Regions from separate parts of the Homo sapiens genome. Here region 2 is linked to region 1. A link is a contact called in ENCODE Hi-C or POLR2A ChIA-PET data. All regions are on one chromosome and are shown on one strand. The core of a region is the stretch at or near the end of the contact, and the rest is flanking DNA. Distances in the headings are between cores, read along the strand shown. Region 1 has its middle 130 kb from the start of RGS6. Region 2 has its middle 76 kb from the start of RGS6.

Region 1 (2,700 bases), core at 60-2,559:
CACTCTCCACAGGGAGAGGGAAAAACCAAGGATATCCATTGCCTAGGTATTCAATTTTAGAAAAGGGAAATTTGATACTAGTTCAAAAAATATGTAAAGGAAGAGTTACAAGATAAGATATTTTTAAAAAGAAAAAGAGGGGAAAAAGAAAGGGAAAAGCACAGAAAGCCTAGAAATTATTTAAATGACCACCTACTGAAAACCCAGGAAAAAAAGTGTCACAGACCAAAAATACCAGACACCCAAAACCAGCAAAGGCAAAGAGAGTGCAACAGTGAAAGAAGACTTTTCAAAAACTGGATTGAGAGCCCAAGTACCCAGAATGGAAAAGCCCATAAAACATAGCAATGAAGAGCATTCAACAGGAACTTTTATCATGTACCTACCATATAACTTGGAATAGGGCCAATGGGCCAAAAATGACTTTAGAGAGCACTTTGCAAAGAACTCCTGGGTCAAGAAGAGCTCTTTTCACTCTACTGCAAGGAGGAGGTGATCGCTGTGTGACCTGCTTGTCCAAGTCTGAAAAACACAGGAAAAGTGACAGAGAAAACGGAGCAGTGAAAAGTGTGGGCTGCTTCAGCAGGACAGAGAGCTGGGACTTCTGGGTTCTGAAGCCAGCTGGGGCATGAAGAGGACGTATTAGAAGACATTCACCATAGAAGCAATTTCTCTTCTAATATTTATAAACACAGATTATACTAACATAACAGCTACAACTTCTTGTTTTAACAGTCTAACAAATATCACAGTAACTACCCAGGGGAGATGCCAGAATTATATGTAAAAGGTAATGTAACACAATGTTTTCAGGCTACTGAAATTCAGTCGATGCAAACTCAACAAATGTGTCTTTGTGAAGGGGTCAAGTTGCTCATATCACATGCTGATTTGAAGGAGCCTCTTTGGGCTCTTTTACCATCTCAGAGAACATAGGTAAAGTGGCTTTTTCCATGATAAAAGATGACTGGCAACATTATTCCTTATTTTCCCAGCAATGATGTAATTTTGGATGTAGATAAAAAATTTTAAGTGACTCATGGTCTCCATAATCAACTGTCTTTATCTGACTCTCAAACTTCTTTTTACTTGAGATCAAATCAAATGCAATTTCAAAATATTTATTTTTGCCTTTGTGTTGAGAGCTTTCAGTCTTGAAAAGAATGTTGTTGTGAAAAGCAACTTAGTGAGTCACTTTTTATCATCAAGGTCAACAATGAAATCATTCACCCATTTATGCCTTTACTTTTGCCACAGGTCTTAAGTTTTCTCCACAAAAACAAACAACCATTTGATTCTTTGCCTGAAAATTTTAATGAGCGCCTTCTCCTAGCTGAGATCACATACAGATATGGGCTAGCACAAGCTTTCAACTTTCTCTAAAAAGGCCGGTATTCAAACCACAGTTCTTTACACAGGTTAGATGCTATTTTTACCACTGACCAGCTGAGAACACTGATGCTTACTGAGAAAATCAAGACTCAGACCCTTTGAGGCCAAATGAGCTAAATAAATTGGGGTGTGACTAAGCTATATGGCCATGGCATGGCTTTGGCGCCTGCTGCCTCTCCTGAGCTCAGTGTGCAAGTGTACATGAGCGTCGGCTCATGCTAACTGAATTAATGCTCACTACCTCTAGGTACCTTCGTATAAAAATAAGGTGAGTTGGCCGGCGCAGTGGCTCACTCCTGTAATCCCAGCACTTTGGGTGGCCCAGGTGGATGGATCACAAGGTCAGTAGTTCGAGACCAGCCTGGCCAATATGGTGAAACCCTGTCTCTACTAAAAATACAAAAATTAGCCAGGCGTGGTGGCATGCACCTGTAATCCCAGCTACTCAGGAGGCTAAGGCAGGAGAATCACTTGAACCCGGGAGGCAGAGGTTGCAGTGAGCTGAGACCACGCCACTACACTCCAGCCTGGGTAACAAAGCGAGGCTCCATCTCAAAATAAATAAATAAATAAATAAATAAATAAATAAATAAATAAATAAGGTGAGTCTTCAAAACCATAACAGGTGAATCAGTGTAAAAATCTATGAGCAATTTAAAAAGTATAGGATGTACTTTGATGCTTATTTAAAACCTGGGCTTTACTGTTATGGAAGCACAAATGAGCCTAAACATTTATGTCTCTTGCATGATAAAACTGATCATCGAACAATCATTATTGCCGTGACGTTTCAAAATCAATTATACAAATTTTGAAAGAGTCTCAGAAAGTCTTATGGATAACAAGAAAGCTGTCTGGGCTAGAAATAATACAATGGAAAGCAAATAAAAATTGCTTGAAGCTTCTTTCAGACTTTAAGAAAGACTTAATAGGTGAAAACTTGGTTGATCCCTATGCTATGGATCTGACTGAATGTGTTTAAATTCAGGAAGAGACAGCCAAGCTCAACTGATGCATTTTTACAAGTTCAAAAGACATGCCTTAACTCTGAGTGAGAGACCAAAGTCAACTGCATCTTTACCTTCTGATTGGACTAAAAGGCCATTAATGAATTTGACATTTGATTGTGCTTGTTTTGCTTTATTTTTAAATGATGTGTGGGTGAAAATGTGCTGATTTGCCAACTTCTTTTGGTCGAGTTAAAGAAACATTCAATCAGATATGTGATCCACTTGTTATAGATTTGATAGTGCTATCTTTGCTATTCATTATGGAAATTCATTATGGAGCCTCAAGACCACACCCAGA
Region 2 (2,700 bases), core at 96-2,595, 53 kb before region 1:
TTTGTCTCACAGCTCTTAAAATTATTTTCTTTGTCTTAACTTTAGATAACCTGATGACAATATGCCTAGATGATGATCGTTTTGCGATGAATTTCCCAGCTGTTCTTTGTGCTTCTTTTATTTGCATGTCTAGGTCTCTAGCAAGGCCAGGGAAGTTTTCCTCGATTACTCCCCCAAATATGTTTTCAAAACTTTTAGATTTCTCTTCTTCCTCTGGAACACTGATTATTCTTAGGTTTGTTCCCTTAACATAATCCCAGACTTCTTGGAGGCTTTGTTCTTATTTTCTTATTGTTTTTCTTTGTCTTTGTTGGATTGGGTTAATTCCAAGACCTTGTCTTCGAGCTCTGAATTTCTTTTTCTACTTATTCAATTCCATTGCTGAGACTTTCCAGAGCATTTTGGATTTCTATAGGTGTGTCCAATATTTCCTGAAGTTTTGGTTGATTTTCTTTATGCTATCTATTTCCTTGAATATTTCTCCCTTCACTTCTTGCATCGTTTTTTGTATTTCCTTGCATTGGGCTTTGCCTTTCTCTGGTGCGTCCCTGATTGCTTGATAAGTAACCTCCTGAATTGTTTTTCAGGTAAATCAGGGATTTCTTCTTCTTGGTTTGGATCCACTGCTGGTGAGCAAGAGTGATTTTTGGGGGGTGTTAAAGAGCCTTGTTTTGTCATATTACCAGAGTTGGTTTTCTGGTTCCTTCTTATTTGGGTAGGCTCTGTCAGAGAGAAGGTTTAGGGCTGAGGGCTGTTGTTCAGATTCTTTTGTCCCATGGGGTGTTGCCTTGATGTAGTACTCTTCCTCTTTTCCTATGCATGTGGCTTCCTGTGAGCCAAGCTGCAGTGATTGTTATCTCTCTTCTGGGTCTAGCCACTTAGCAAGTCTACCCGGCTCTGGGCTGGTACTGGGGATTGTCTGCACATAGTCCTGTGATGTGAATCATCTATGGGTCTCTCAGTGTGGATACCAGTACCTGTTCCCATGGAGGTGGCAGGGGGTGAAATGGACTCTACGAGGTTGTCAGCTTTGGTGGTTTAATGTTCTATTTTTGTGCTGGTTGGCCTACTGCCAGGAGGTGGTGCTTTCCAGAAAGCATCAGCTGTGGTAGTATTGAGAGAAAATGGCAGTGGGCGGGGCCTTAAAACTCCCAAGAGTATATGCCCTTTGTCTTCAGCTACCAGGGTGCATAGGAAAGGCCCATCAGGTCGGGGCAGGGCTAAGCATGTCTGAGATCAGACTCTCCTTGGGCAGGTCTTGCTGTGGCTGCTGTGGGGTATGGGGGTGATGTTGCAAGGTCAATAGAGTAGTGTACCTAGCAGGATTATGGCTGCCTCTGCTGAGTCATGCAGGTTGTCAGGGAAGCGGGGGAAAGCCAGCAGTCACCAGCTTCACCCAGCTCCCACGCAAACCGAAGGGCCGATCTCACTCTCACCGTGCCCCTTCTAACAGCATTGTTTCTCTGCTCAGTTACACTACTATTGGCTGTTCTGGAAATCAGCAAACCAGTCAAATATGTTGTGTTCAATAGTTCCCTGGGGTTAGCAGACGTGGGCACACCTTAAAAACACAGTCAAGGTTGTCTTCAGCAACCTGTACCAGTCCTTTCTCTCTTCTGGTCCATCTGAAGTAGGTATTTTGTTTACAAATATTTCTCCAGCATCACACTCAGGAAATCTAAGATTAAATAAAAACTAAAAAGATGGTATTTCTGAAACATATTTCCTATAACATGTCCATCAAACAGAGAATGAAGAAATTGGAAGGATGAAAATGGAAGGAGGGATGGGGCATCAGTTGAGACAGAATGGGGGGTGGTACATTTTATGAATCCTCATTCCTACAAAATGAACCGCAAAGGCAGAGGCTTCTGTGTCTCTTGTATCTCCCCACATGCCCATCATGCTTTTTAAAAATCAGGCATTAAGAATTTGGGAATAGAAGGGACATTCATTTATTAAACATCATCTAAAATCAAGAGTCTAATCTTTAAAAACCTTCTTCAGTGGAGGGAGCTCACAGCCCTCTGACATGGGGGGAAGCTTATCTTCAGGCACACAAAATGGCAGAGGCCAGCAGGGGGCAGCAGCACAGCAGGAATATTGAGGCAAGCCTGGGGTATTGGGATGCAGCCAATGAAAAGTTGGCCAACAGGAAAATCATTGTCCTCTGCCCTTGGAAGAGCTTGATTAGAACCTGGAGCTTCACATAATAATCAAGATAAGAAATTTGGTGAAGTTCAATTTTCTTTTAAATTTTTGTCATGAAAAATTTCAAACACACACACACAGAATTAAAGAGAAAAGTATAGTGAACCAATATGTCCATTCCCCAGATTCATCATTATCAACATTCTGCCATACTTCCTCACCTGAACCTATTTTCTTTCTTTCTTTCTTATTTTAGAGACAATTGGAGTTTTAAATTTTAAAGTGTGTGTTCTTTCAAGGTGAGATTTGGTGAGTAGTCAAGCTCTAGTATAGTCCCACACTGCCATGAAGGACGTAAGCTCCTTTTATCCTTCTGCTCTGACACCCTTAGGTTACCTCATGGTGGCAAGATGGCAGCTGCACTTCTGGGAATCACATCCACATCCCAGGCAGAAGGCTGGGTGTAGTGGCTCATGCCTGTAGTCTCAGCACTTTGGGAGACCAAGGCGGGCAGATCACTTGAGATCAGGAGTTCAAGATCAGCCTGGT

Evidence for each region. Hi-C counts contacts between places; a loop is a spot of excess contacts on that map. ChIA-PET counts read pairs that join two places held with the same protein, here RNA polymerase II (POLR2A). Pooled maps may share reads with other maps.
Region 2: a map of PC-3 shows a loop between it and region 1 (3-fold over the local background). The contact joins two enhancer-like sites. A Hi-C loop is called at or near these places in 2 of 168 maps with a recorded cell type or tissue (IMR-90 and PC-3) and 3 of 50 pooled maps. POLR2A ChIA-PET finds 5 or more read pairs at or near these places in 1 of 52 experiments (activated naive CD4-positive, alpha-beta T cell).

The regions. Positions count from the first base shown.
Region 1 is chr14:71,802,405-71,805,104 of GRCh38, reverse strand. No RefSeq gene overlaps it. Among named protein-coding and RNA genes, the nearest start is that of RGS6, 130 kb to the left of the region's middle. Within about 2 kb of position 1,309, at least 4 of the 41 ENCODE cell types and tissues checked have a DNase peak (open chromatin) inside an H3K27ac peak, as active enhancers do.
Region 2 is chr14:71,854,981-71,857,680 of GRCh38, reverse strand. No RefSeq gene overlaps it. Among named protein-coding and RNA genes, the nearest start is that of RGS6, 76 kb to the left of the region's middle. RefSeq lists an enhancer at 1,350-1,419. Within about 2 kb of position 1,345, at least 2 of the 41 ENCODE cell types and tissues checked have a DNase peak (open chromatin) inside an H3K27ac peak, as active enhancers do.